2 separate regions of the Homo sapiens genome follow, and region 1 is linked to region 2. The links are chromatin contacts, found by Hi-C or POLR2A ChIA-PET in ENCODE. All regions are on one chromosome and are shown on one strand. Each heading gives the region's core, a stretch centred on a gene start or an enhancer-like site at or near the end of the contact. The rest is flanking DNA. Distances are from core to core; before and after follow the strand shown.

The links. A loop is a pair of places that touch in the nucleus more often than their neighbours do. ChIA-PET counts read pairs that join two places held with the same protein, here RNA polymerase II (POLR2A). Pooled maps may share reads with other maps.
Region 1: a map of ascending aorta shows a loop between it and region 2 (2.9-fold over the local background). The contact joins two enhancer-like sites. A Hi-C loop is called at or near these places in 6 of 168 maps with a recorded cell type or tissue (ascending aorta, heart left ventricle, heart right ventricle and 1 more) and 6 of 50 pooled maps. POLR2A ChIA-PET finds 5 or more read pairs at or near these places in 2 of 52 experiments (BJ and OCI-LY7).

Annotation. Positions count from the first base shown.
Region 1 is chr2:216,969,461-216,976,174 of GRCh38, forward strand. No RefSeq gene overlaps it. Among named protein-coding and RNA genes, the nearest start is that of TESHL, 100 kb to the left of the region's middle. Within about 2 kb of position 2,387, at least 3 of the 41 ENCODE cell types and tissues checked have a DNase peak (open chromatin) inside an H3K27ac peak, as active enhancers do; they include ascending aorta and ovary, where a contact is called at or near this core.
Region 2 is chr2:216,711,395-216,718,676 of GRCh38, forward strand. It overlaps IGFBP-AS1 (IGFBP5 antisense RNA 1), which reads left to right. Exons shown (of 6, transcript NR_187138.1): 2 at 986-1,075. Among named protein-coding and RNA genes, the nearest start is that of IGFBP5, 19 kb to the left of the region's middle. Within about 2 kb of position 2,382, at least 13 of the 41 ENCODE cell types and tissues checked have a DNase peak (open chromatin) inside an H3K27ac peak, as active enhancers do; they include ascending aorta and ovary, where a contact is called at or near this core.

The DNA of each region.
Region 1 (6,714 bases), core at 1,137-3,636, 260 kb after region 2:
TTAAATCATATTCACAGAGTTGTGTATCATTACAAGTTTAGAACATTCTCACTGCCCCAGAAAGGAGCTCTACATGCCTTAGCCAACCCCACTGCAACACTCCCATCGCCCCCTTGCCCCAGCCCTAGTTAACAACCAATATGCTTTCTCTGTGAGATTTTTTAATCCAACAGCCAACTCAACCCAGGATGCTATGTATGCATGGTATGCTATAGAGCCTAGAAACTGCTTTCCTACATTCATTTTAGTTTTGTTCTTTTTATCAACTCATTCAAGTAAGCAGGGCAGATGGTTGGTTGTGTCTTGCATTTTTCAGGTTGGTAAACTGGGGCATCTCTAAATGACAACATTTCAGCTTCAGTAGAGGGATGGAGTGATGTGGCCTTTCACGTCTATGAAAGAAAAGTAAAGAAGAGTTTGTGAGTAACATTTCCTTCAGCACTCCTCAAAATTTAGAAAAATGAAGGCAAGAAACAAGATGAAGAAGAAAGAAGAAAAGGGTGAGACTGCATTTGGAGGGATTGAGGTGAAACACCTGTTAGAATACTCTAATTGAGATGTATGGGCTGCTGAAATGCACTGTCAGAGGTAGCTGCAAGATCTCCCTTTCTTGGAATTAAAAAGAAAACAAAGCACGGTAGAGAGCTCTCTGGCAGGATTTATTTTAAGGAGAAGTAGTATCGAGAGGCAAGCAAATGGATTAGGTGACTCTTCAGTCTCTCTTGGTACTAGGATACCACGTAGGCAGGTGGCAGAGGCATCCCATCCATGCTTAGGTGAAGTTATTCATAGCCCCTATAAAGAGGAGGTCCTATTTATTTTTCATCCTTCTGTCTGTAAAGTGAGAAGCTGTCTGCTTCCTCAGCTGTGGAAAAAGCACTCTATGAGGCATTGTAGAAACTGTAGAGAAAAGGCCAGCATAATTCTTGCCCTTCAATTCAACTTTTATTTGCGTATCAGTGCATTCTGGTTATCTGCTGCTGTGTAATACACTACCACAAAACTCAGTGGCTTAAAACAAATGATCATTGTAGCTCCCAGTTCTGTGTGTTGACTGGGCTCAATGAGGCAGTTCTTGCTTGGGCTCTCTTGCAGTCAGATATTGGCTGGGCTGCAGTTTTTTGAAGGCTCTAGCAAGTTAGTCATCTGCAATGGCACACTCACAAGGCCGACAGTTGCTGCTCAGTGGGGGCTGTAAAGTGGTCCATCCTCATAGAGCTTCCCCACATGGCTTGGGCTTTTCACAGCATGGTGACTATGTTGTCTGGAGGATCCAGGTTGGCTTCACTCACATGCCTAGTACCTTGATGGGAACAGTTAGAGGGCTCATCTGGCCTCCCTTTCCTCTCCATGCAGTCTTGGCACTTCCTCACATGGTCTCTCCAAAATAGTAGTCACAGTGTCAGTTCACAGCTCCAAGAGACCAAGACAAAAGCTATCAGTCCTTTCAAAATTAGGCCTAAACTGGCACAGTGTCACTTCTGCTATACTCTGTGGGTCAAAGCAGTACTGCCCATCTCAGATTTAAAAGGAGAGAAAACAGATCCCACCTTTTAATGGAAATTGTGACAAAGAATTAGTGACCATCTTTAATCTGCTAGGCAGTGGAGGGGAGTCAGTGATGTACTAAAGAGCCATAGGAAAAGAATGCATAGTGCCTCAAAACGAAAATAGACAAAAGGGTTTATTTGACTAAATCTATGAACATAAGAATTGGGCTAGGGTGGTATATATTGAAGTTGAAAAGTCCTGGAATAATTAAAACAACTGAGTTAAATGAGCTACATCTTGGAATAATTCATTCATTAATTCATTTATTTAATAGACATTTTTGGGACCATAATTAATATAAAGCACTCATACTACTAAGATAAATAAGACACAGCCCCTGCCTTCTAGGTGCTCAAAGTTAGGTAGTTCATGCATAAATGATCCCCCAAGTTCCCCCTAAAATAGTTCTTTGTATATACACTATGCTCAACACAAAGTATTACAGTTTATGTCCAAAGACTACACAGAAATAATGCTGCAAAGATACAATGATGTTGTTGGCACAGATCTCCTGCTTTAACATGGTATCAGATAAAAAAAGAAAGAAATATTAATCATTTTTAACAAAAATAGAAGAAAGATATTGGGCAGAGTGGCCAAAGTAAATAGACTTTGCTGGAGATTCCTTCTGGTGGGTATAAGTGCCTTCATAGAACATTATTTGGAAGTGATGGAGTATGTTCAAGATTCTTGGGTTCCACTAAAATTGCTCAAAGGCCTTGAGAAAACAGGGGTTATAATTCATGTTTCTGGACCAGAATTTTTTGACATATCCAAAAGGACTCCCAGGAGGAATGTGAGATTGCTGGATTAAGGAACATGGCCTTGCTGTTGCACAACACGCATATCACAGCCCTATTCTAAAAACAAGGCATAATTCTGAGCAAAAGAGAGGAGATAGGGAGGTGTACAGCAACAGAGGGAAGCAAGCAAAGATGGAAGCAGAGCTGGACAATGGCACCGGAGGCAGAAGGAATGAAGAAGAGGCAGTGGGGACAGCTTATACCAACTAGCATTAGCCACGGCCAATTGTTGGAGCTGATTTGATTGGAAGGCAAGGCAAGTCAGTTGAAAAAAACCTAGCATTTTTAGCTAATTTGGCTGTTTTAAAAATTGAATTGATCAGTTTTAGTGGGAAGATCTAGCCACTGTATCATACTGAACCATACAGGAAACACAGGGAAAAGGAAGATGGTCCATGGACAGGTGGTAGAGAAAGAGGACATTGCTTTAAGCACTGCACTTCTTGGCTTACCTTGGACCTTGGACTAGAGTCAGCCTGAAGACCAGGGAGAAAACACTCTAGTGGAGGGAGAGGATTTATAAGGAAGAAGATGCATCATCTCTTCCTCCGTTCTCTAGTGCACTCTTCACATCACTGCCCTCTTCACATCACTGCCCTCACCTTCCCTAAAACACTGCTGTTGTTATACGTTTCTCTTGTTTACTGACTTGTGGTAATTTAGATTTGCAGGAAAAAACATGCTTCTAAGTTTTTCATTTCAGACTACCAATCTGGCCCTACTATTTAACTTTCAAATCTACTAGCACCCAACAATAGCAGAGTAGTTCTCTTGTTCCATAACCTTCTGCCTCCGTTCTTTTTCACCACCTGAAACATGTTCTCTTCTTTTCTTCTGATCTTAGACATACTTTAAAGCCTTTCTGTACAATGAAGTTTCCTGGATCACTCAAGATGAGCTCCCTTCTCTTCCCACTGATATGTTCATTTGTTTAACAGCCCATTTATTCATTTATTTATTTGCTGAATTAATACTCATTGGATGAACATACTTATTAAGCATCCACTATTTGCCAAGGACTAGGTAGATAGATTTAAGACACATTTTCTACGCTCGAGGAGTTTGATGTGAAGGAGAGAATTCTCAACTCCTATAGCACTCACTCGTTAGCAATATCATGCTCTACATTGCTAGTTATATTTTTCATGTTCTCTTTCTGCTGCTATTGTTTGTTTTATTTTAATCTGTAAAATACATTTTTTTAAAGGCAGATAACCTGTTTTCCAGTTCTTTTTATTCCCCCTAAAGCCTTGCTGTTACGAAACTCCCTGGAAGCATAAAGGGTTTGGAAGTGCTTGAGAGCAGTGGGCTGGTAGCAACAAGTGCATGACAGGCCAGAGAGTGGGAGAAGGGATCAACGTATGTGATTTGATGGCTGTAAAAGGAAACAAATTACTTCATGTGACTACTGGAGCCTAAAATCAGAAAGGCGAGGGCTATTTTCCCTGTTTAAAATGAGCATATCAATGAGGAAGGCCTCTGAGGAGTTACTGATTTGTGTCCCCTCATATCCCAGGGATCCAGGAACATGAGACCCAGCCTCACCTGTGAGAAACAATGTAGAATGGCATAGGGATTGACTGAGTGGTCCAGACTGTTAGCATGGGCGTTGAGCACAGGGCACCATGTTGCCTTATCTCTCAGGAGGTGTCTTCGGCAGGCAGCAAGATTACATTTGAACAGTCATAGAGGCCAAGGCCCCCTTTTGGGATTCCAGATTGTTGCTGGAAGAGAGACTCCACCTCACCCATCCCCTTTCCCTCTGATTTATTCAGGTTATGTATGGACACTCAAACAGGGTGCATGCTGTGAAGAACACATGATTCAGTCAGAAAACAATGAATGAGGAGTCAGGAAAGGTGGTTGTAGACTTAGTCTTGGCTCTAATGACTTGTGTGACTTGGGGCAATCCCTTTTCCTCTGGGCCTTCGTTTTCCCATCTGAAAAGTAAGGGAGCTGAAATAGTTCAGTCATTTTGTTCAACTTTTTAAACAGTAGAACCCTTTCATCAAACAAATCATAATGCAGAAGTTCAGGATACAGGACATATAGAGGCAGAGCTGAATTGACTGATAAGGCCCAGAAGGGAATAAATAGACCACTCACTTACTCAGGACTTCCTCTCCCTTCTGCTGCCCAGCACACCTTTTGAAAACCTCTGGACTAGAAGGGTGGACTCTACAAGTTTTAACAATTAGGATGCAAAATTAACCAAAATTAATATTAAGAGGCTCATACCCAATACAAGCATTTTGATAAATCATGTAGACTTACTACTCTCTATCCTTGTGTTAACTATTAGTAAAACTCATTTTTACCTTTAAGAACAAAATAAATATAGCTGGAAGTTTTAATGTTTCCTTCCCACACCCCAGTGGCTTGTCTTGCTCAATTCCTAAAGTGCACATGCCCTGGTTTGGAGACCACTGGCCCTCAGGGATCCCCAGGTTCTTTCCAGCCCTGCTGCTTGCCTGGAGTGCCAGCATTTCCCAGCCTTATTTATTACTTATAGAAGAAGCAATTTTCTGGGTTCCTGGGAGAGTGAGAGCATAGCAGCCATTGTGGGGAGATTAAAAATACTCCACTAAGAACTGGAGACTCTGTCAGTATCTCTGTGGGCCAGGCCTGCTCTGCTGGTTCAGGCATCTGCCTGGGACCCTCCCCTGCATTCACCTGTAGTCTCTCAAGTCTCCTGGGAAAATTTCTCAGCACGTGTCTGGCATGTGCCTCTCTTCTAGCCATGAACCAGTAGCCCCAAACCAGGCTGTGCCAGATTTCTCAGAACTCTTCTGATGAACAAAGAACAGCAGCTTGAACACTCTGCACCACCATCTAAGAAATATTTTGTGAGGAGTAGGGAGCTTAGGGGGATGTGTATGACAGCCTCTCCTTCGTCATGCTCTGGCCAAGTGGCTATCTGTTCCTGGAAAAGAAAGGAAGATGGGGGAATTGTTGGGTCGCTTTCTTTGGGAGGACCGTGGGGGCTCAGGGGCGCGGTGGCTGAGGCCCAGACCCCAGTTCCCAGTCCCCATCCACTCATAACTCATTTGAGAGATATGCAGAGCTGTCAGAACTGCCAAAAGCCTCCTTGCCAAGGCAGGCTTCTCTCCAAATGGGCTTCTATATTTATGTGAAACCAAAATAAAACACAGCGCTAAAAGGCAACAGACATAAAATCAGGCAATTGCTCACAAGGGCATGTTTAATGAAAGGCAAGACAGTAGGGGGTGAGGCCATGAGGGGCGACCCAGAGCAGAACGATGGCTCGGTGGGCCTCAGGGATCTTGACTTAGGTGCTGCCAGGATGCTGTCCACAGACAACGGCCAGGCAAGTCTCAATGCCCCCTGTCTTAGTACAGCCCACACAGAGACATCAGAAGCTGTATTAGTTTTCTGGGGCTGCCATAACAAAGTACCACAAACCGAGTGGCTTAAAACAACAGAAGTTATGCTCTCCCAATTCTGGAGGTCAGAACTGTAAAATCAAAAGGTGTTGCCAGAGCCATCCTCTGTCTGAAGGCTCCAGGGGAGGATCCTTCCTTGTCTCTTCCAGCTTCTCATGGCTGCTGGCATCCTCAGTGTTCTTGGCTCATAGCTGCATCACTCCAGTCTCTGCCTCTGTCTTCACATGGATGTCTCTCCTGTGTGTCTGCATCTCTCTGTCTGAAGTTCCCTCTTATAAGGATACCAGCCATATTGGATTTAACGCCCACCTTAATAGAGTATGGCCTCATCCTGACTTGATTACATCTATAAAACCCCTGTTTCTCCATAAGGTCACAGTTACAGGTTCTAGGTGGATATAGATTTTGGGGGATAATATTCAATCTGGTCTAGACCCCAAATGCACCCTGTGCCATGGAAAAGTGGGGGCTTTTTTTTAAAAAAGAAAGTCTGCTTTCTTAAACTCAGAATATTACACCCCTTCTCCAGTTTAGCAAAGGCTCTAGGCGGATGGGAAGGGTGATGGTCTTGCAGTCTCCCTTCAGGCTCCTCACACAGGCAGGTCTCTCAGAAGTCCAGATGCTTAATCCCCCTCTCAGCATAACCCAGGAAACTAGAGGTCTCACCACTTTTGAAAGACTTCCAGGAAAGATGATACACAACTTACATTCTTGGTGGACAGGAGAAGGTCCAAATTTCAAATAGGATTGATCAAATCAAACCTCTGTCTGAGCTGTGTCAGCTGAGTAGGGCATAGAAACATCTACCCTGAATTTTGAAGATAACTTTAAAGCTTGGACAGATGACGCCTCTTTTCCACTGCTTTTTTTTTGTTTGTTTGTCTGTTTTTTTTTTGTTTGTTTTTTGTTTTAAATAGATGGATTTTCCCTCTTGTTGTCCAGGCTGGAGTGCTCAC
Region 2 (7,282 bases), core at 1,132-3,631:
GTATCACTGGGCAGAGCCCGTAGTATCCCTCTCACCCCACCCACTTCCCTATACCTGTCTTTAACTTCCCTTCTATTTCAAGCAAGGTCCGGGTTTCTGCTGAGTCTTCTGAGTGGTGTGTCTCGGCGGCCTCGGCTCTTCCTCCTTGACAATAGAAATGTTGGGGGTAGCGGGAATAGAAAAAGCTCTTGACCTGGCAAAGGCCTTGCAGGGCTCTGGCTCTGTTCGTTGCTGGAGCAACAGCAGAGTTTTTTTTTGTTGTTGTTTTTTTTTGTTTTTTTTTTTTTGTTTTTTTTTTAATAGGCACTTCTGGTATAGGAACAAAGAACAACAACAGAAAAACCCACTCCTTTAAAGTATGTACTTTTCTATGGCCTTGGATTTCATTTTTCTTTGCCACCCCGTGCCTCACCCCCAGAGTTCTCAGACAGGCCACACATCTTCCATCTTTCTACCCCTACATCCTTCCTATTTCTCAGAAAGCAAAATCCATTTACCTCCCCCTGGCCTTCCTCTCTCATCCCATTCCTCCTCATGTAGTGTGATTTGGAGAGTAGCTTGACTTTAATTGTCTGCATCTCATTTGACTCAAGTTTCAGAGGGACACCCTTGTTCAGAGTCTGACTCTGTCCGAAAACATACCAGCTGGGAGTCACACAAAACTGAGTTGGACCACGATGCCTCCCTCAGCTGAGTGACCTTGGTGTGTGCCATTTTGAGCTTCAGTGCTCCTCACTTGTAAAACGGAAATAATTTAACCCACAATGGTGGGAATGCAAAACAGGATAATATACATAACCTTCTTAAGCATACTGTTCAATAAGTAAATGGGCTTTCGACCTGAAGTTCCAACTCTTCACATTCACTGTGGATAGCAAAGAGTGTTCTCTCTTTTTAAGATAGCCTTGGCTTCTCCTCTTAATGTATTCCCCTTTCCTTCTGTACCAGGCCTAGTGATAATTGCCTGTCCTGCCTCTGTTCACAGGGAGCGAGCCTCAGTGCTTTGAACGCCTCCTGCTCCATCACAGTGACTGCTCAAGGCAGGACACCTGATCCTATCGGAATCCACCCACGGGTGAGTCTGGGACAATTCGATTCTCTCTTTCATAAATGAAAGAATGAAAGGCACACAGGAGGAAGGATCAGTTAGGGGCAGTCATGGGAGGTGAGAAGCCTTAGGAGGATGGAATATTGGAAGAAGGATAAGAGGAACAAATAGCAGCAGGCGAGGAGGATGGAATCAAGAGACAATGGCCCTGGATCACAAAGGCTTTTGGTTCTCCCGTTCCAGGGACCCATGACATCTTCCCCATTTTCCCATGACATTCCTGGTACCTTTTCAACCACGCCTCTATTCCCTTGAACTAGTTGGAGGGGGTTTCTGTTCCTTGCAACCCAAAGAGCCTTTATGAGAACACCGCCATGGATTTTCTGATTGTGAGTGCTGCTTGGCTGTCACAGAAGTCCTCTTCTTCTCTCACCTCGAAGGGTTTGGGCATTCTGTGTCTTCATGGAATGTCAACTCTGCAAGGTGCTGCACGACAGGAGTTCATTCTTCCATCAGTTTTCAAGCTAGACAACTTTCATGCTTAGGAAACTCCTGTAGCATCCAACAATGTTCCTCTTGCTGCAGTTTGAACTCTTCTTCTCATTGTTCTTCTTCTTTTTTGAGATGGAGTTTCGCTGTTGTTGCCCAGGCTGTGGTGCAATGGTGTGATCTCGGTTCAATACAAACTTGGCCTCCTGGGTTCAGGCGATTCTCCTGCCTCAGCCTCCTGAGTAGCTGGGATTACAGGCGCCTGCCACCACACCCAGCTAATTTTTGTATTTTTAGTAGAGACTGGGTTTTGCCATGTTGGCCAGGCTGGTCTCGAACTCCTGACCTCAGGTGATCTGCCCACCTTGGCCTCCCAACGTGCTGGGATTATATGCGTGAGCCACTGCACCTGGCCTTTCCCCCGGCCCCCGCTCCTTTGGAAGCCTTGTAGCTCAATTTTTTTTTTAATTGATTGGTTTCAAGGAGACCAGAGATCAGACTCTGAATTTCTCAAGGGAGAGATTCTGGAGACATAAAATCTGTTTTGAAAGTTTTAAACTATATCTTACCTTTGCAAGATGCCTGATGTTTTGGATCTCAGCCCTATTTTTTTGAGAATTCACCATACGTTCACAGACATCATCTCTTTGTTCCTTCCCACAATATCTGGCTGGCTCAGTGAACCCATTCTCCCAACCTGGAAATAGAAGCCTAGAAGAAGGCTGGCTGGGGGCTTGCATCTCTGAGGCAAGTCAGCTTTGGAAACCTGGGAAGAATGCCTCCTTTCCCCACTATCCCAGGCTCATTGCCAAGCTGCCAGCTAGAGACCCGAGCTCTGGGCAGAACTCATTTCAGAGTGAGTCAGAAACATGAGGGAGTCTTGTTCACACATGCCGACCAAGGGAAAAGCCCCAAGGGAGATGTTTCAAGGAGTCCTACCAGAGACTCGGGAGATCTTTTCTCTTCTCTATTGGAAGAGACAGCCCACCCACTTGGCGGATGCCCAGCTCTCCAGACTGAGTGCCAAGAAAAGAATAAGAGAGGTCCTGAGACCCTGGCTCCAGGGCCATGGTCTGTCTCTATGGAGTACAGGGTCGGGACCATTCATAACAGGCACAAAACACTCCTCTGGCCCTTTAGCAAGAGAGCTGCTATGACAGCACCCCCACTGACCTGGACATCTCTGTGATGTTACCTTAGAAACCAGAAAAAGCAATCTAAGCCACTTCTTTGATTTTCTCTAGCATCTGGAAATTAAACTTTTTACACGAGCCAATACTTTTAGCCTTTTTCTTAACCCAAACTTCCTCTCCCAGGACTGCTGTGGAGGGAGAATTTAGAACGGGTGAGCTAAGAACCTTCCGAGATGCCAAAGGTCTTTGACATTTGGTGAGTTTGAGTACTCCTAGTACTCAAGGGCAAGTGCAGTCTGGTTGGATCTCTCCAGGTAGGGAGCCTTTTAAAACCCCAGAATTTCCAGGTGGGCACCTCCTTCCTTTCAGCATTGCATGGGCCATGGCCATCAATGAGGGCAATTTCCTTGCACCACAGGTCCCAGGGACAGTGTCTCTGCGTGGCCTGGTGAGGGGGAAGGGCCTCCAAAATTAGATGACTAGATTTCGACTCATGGATGACATTCCTGAGTGAGATCAGGGGTCAGGCAGGTGGTAAGAGGCATGAAAAAAATGCACTACTCCCCAGCCCCCCAGCCCTGGGTAATATTTTAGATGACTACATGCAAATAGGGAGAATTCACAATGGATCGAGGTTCACATTAGTGGACAGAATGTTTATGTGGGCCTAGGTGAGAGTACCTCTGTGGAGAACCTAGAGGCAGAGGCCTGAGGGTTAGGGAAGCCTGATAAAATCTAGGGAGTCCAGTTAAATTTGAATTTCAGATAAACAACTAATAAATTGCAGTAAAAATGTGTCCCACTCCATAGTAGACACATTTATATTAAACATTATTATTATTATTATTTGAGACAGAGTTCTGTTCTTTTTGCCCAGGCTGGAGTGCAGTGGCACGATCTCAGCTCACTGCAACCTCTGCCTCCTAAGTTCAAGTGATTCTCCTGCCTCAGCCTCCTGAGTAGCTGGGATTACAGATGCCCGCAAAAATTATTTGTCTAAAATTCAAATTTAATTGAGTGTGCTATATTTTTATTTGTTAACTCTGGCAACTCCACTTGGGTGGGCCCAGTCCCTGGCATCTTCAGGTTTTTGTGGAGCTGGTGTGCACGCACATCTGCATGTAGGACATTTGGGGTACCAAGGCAAATAGAAATATCTAGGCCAGAGGTCATTTCAGTGTTTGTTTTGTTTTGTTTTTTGAATGATTCCGTAATTGTTAATTTTCTATTTCAAAACATTTCTCAAGTCCTTGGAGATCCTTGGAGAATTCCAGAGGCCCTCCAGAAACTTGACCGATAGATCTTCTTAATTAAATTTCTCCAGTAGGTCACTGGGAAGAAGGAGCTAGCTGGGAGTCTTAGAGTCATATGTGATCTTCCCCCTTTCTTTCTGTCATTATTTCAGATCGCTGTCCTGCACTCCTCTTTCTTCTCTCTGGCGAGCCACCAAGGAGATAAAATATGAAGCCAGAAGCCCTAAGAGCTTAGGCGTGGTGGGGAAAAATAAATCTTAGAGAGGTTTGAGTGCATGAGAGAGGGGTATCCAGCAAGGGCTTTGTGGGCGCGGCGAGAAAAAGCTTGGGGCTAGGACTCAGGGAACTCTGGCAGGAGTTGAATCAGTCCTCTGCCGGTCTAGGAATGGCAGACTCCACACAGCTGGCTCCGGGCTGTGCAAAGGGAGTGGCAGGTGAGGGCTGTTAGCCCCTGGCTCGATCCTGGAGCCAGGCATCACAGGTTGCAACAAACTCCAAAAAGATTGCCCAGGCCGGGAGCAGTGGCTCATGCCTGTAATCCCAGCATTTTGGGAGGCCGAGGTGGGCGGATCACGAGGTCAAGAGATCGAGATCATCCTGGTCAACACAGTGAAACCCCATCTCTACTAAAAATACAAAAATCAGCTGGGCTTGGTGTTGCGCGCTTGTAGTCCCAGCTACTTGGAAGGCTGAGGCAGGAGAATCGCTTGAACCCGGGAGGCGGAGGTCGCAGTGAGCTGAGATTGTGCCACTGTACTACAGCCTGGTGACACAGTGAGACTGTCTTAAAAAAAAAGAAAAAAAGAGATTGCCCGGAGCACTCTGGTTGCCCTGGAATAGCAGTGTAAGTGCCATTGCCAGGCTGGGATGTCTGAATCTTTTTGTTCAGGACAGATTTGCCACTGTTTGATGCTAGTTTGTCAGAAGACTTGACCAATATTAAATAGTGTTAAGTGTGGGACAGAGGTGAGGAAGCAAGCTGGTTCCAGGTTTCCAGCTCTGGCAAGCTCTCCTGTTTGCCTGGTAGGACGAGTCCTCTGGAACCAAGTGGTTCCTGTGGCATCCAGGGTAAACGTCTGCTCCTTGGCTTCTTGGCTACCTTCTTGGGAGACATTTGGGTCCCAGCTCTAATGCCTGGAAGCCCACACTTTACCGCAGTGAGTGAGGGGCCTCCTGGGCCAGGGCAGGCTGTTCAGCCCACCAGTATCTCATTCTCTAAACCCAGACAATGTGCCTGACTCCAGCTCCTGGAAAAGCTGGGTCTGGTCAAATGGGAGGACTCAACGTGTTAGTGCACATGGGAGGGCAGGATTTCTGCTGTTTTCCCTGTCCCTCCAATTTATTGGCCAGTGCAGGCACCAACCAGTCCCCTGCTGACCCTGCCAAGGCATTTTTCTTCTTTTTGCCACACCTTGAACTCTCATTTAGCTCAGGGTCACAGACAAAACCATATACCCCTTTAGCCTCAGTTTCCTCATCTGTAAAGTGGGTGGCACTTCACCCATAACTCAGCCTCAAACTAGGACATCCCTTCCTTAAGCCTATGCTGATGTAGATCAGACTTAGAGTTAAGAACCTCTTCGTAAAGGCTCTCGGGTTTGTCTCTGATATTCCCATTTTCTTAAATTTGGGGATTCATGAAGATCTTGAGATATAATCCTTGGGAATGTCAAGAGTTTACTGTACATTAAAACATTGATAGTGTGTTGTCTTGTGTTCTGCGACAGTGGATGATCTGAAGAGTCTTCTTTGAATCTTTATGGATATGCATTTTTTTTTTGGTACAGTGAGAAATAAACTGTAAAGACTTTAAAGTAAACTTTTAAAGACTGTTATGAGAGGGAGAGGTCCCAGTCACTTGTTCACCTGCTTCTCAAGGGTGCTAAGGGGTGAGCAATGGTTTTGTGTAAGGAGGCAGAGATTCAGTTCCATGACCTCTGGAAGGACCTTGCAGTACACCATTCTGTGCTCTATGCGCACAGTCCTTTCCTGCACTTGTCTGGGGGAGCCTGTCGCCAGGAACCAGAAGAGGAGAAGAGAAGGAGAGGGAATGGGAAAAGGAGACTGGAGGAGAGAGAAAGAAGAGCAAAAGAGAAAACTGCACTATCACGAAAAGTTTGAAACCTTCCTTTCAACTTTTCCCTTATAATTAGTGGACGCAGCTGGAGGGAAGAACCCTGGGTGAGTTGCAACTTGTTGGGCTCCAGCCCTCAGGATGTGTAAGACTGGCACAGTGTTTGGGCAGAAGACTCAGTTCTCAGATGGCTCCTCCTCCCTCTCTGTCTTTTCGTTTTAATTCCCTGCCTGGGAGGGGCTTGTGAGGCGTTTGAAACATTTTAGTGTCCTCAGCCAGGAAGCCTTTCCTACAGGGCTGGCCTGGAGATGCGGGGAAGGAGGTGGTCGAGGCAGTCTTCCTTCTGCAGTGACTCAGGAGCCAGCTCCTAAAAGGGCCTGGGGGATGTTGTGGGGAAGGTCCTGAAGGAGGAATGGGGAGGGCCAGGATCCTGCAGGGGCAAGTGCAGTCTGGTTGGATCTCTCCAGGCAGGGAGCCTCTTAAAATCCCAGAATTTCCAGGTGGGCATCTGCTGCCTTTCGGCATGGGAGCAGCCATGGCCATCAATGAGGGTAATTTCCTTGTATCATGGGTCCCAGGGACAGTGTCCCTGCATGGCCTGGTGGTGAGGGGGCAGGGCCTTCAAAGTCAGATGACTATATTTGAAACCTGAGTCTCTGCTTACTGTCTGCATAAGCTGCAGCAAGTTACTCAATTTCTCTCTGTCCCCCAGTTTACTCATCTGGCAAATGGGTACAATGGTAATATACCTCCTTAAGAAGGCTGCTCGGCATAGCTCCTGGCACATGGTGAGCATAGGTATCAGCTTCTGTTATTGCTATAGTGGGAGACCACATGGGTTTTGCCTGTGAACAGGACACTCCTGCCTTCTTGTCCCACTCAAGAGTTTGCTGCAGCAGAAAGGACTGAGATTCCGTGCCAGGGAGAACTTCCATCTGTAAACAGTTGATATGGCCCCTGGAGGCAGAGGTGTTGCCTTTGCATTGAACCAGAGCTGGTCCCCTGGCGAGGCTGCATGGAGGTGGCCGTGCGTGCAACAGAGGGCCCTGTGGCTGGTGCAGCTCCTGGCTGGGCGATCACTCCTCTCCTGTCCCTATCCAATCAGCCGTGCCTAGAGCTGAGTTCTCACCTTTTGCCATCATTCCTGTGCAGTGGCCCCCAGGTGAGCAGCACAGGTCACAGGAGAGCAGAGGGATTCTTTGGTGTCATCCATCTGATATGAGGTACTTCTCCCTGCAGGTTGGCCCGGCCAAGCACTGTGCTATTAGCTGTCTTTTACTGAGAG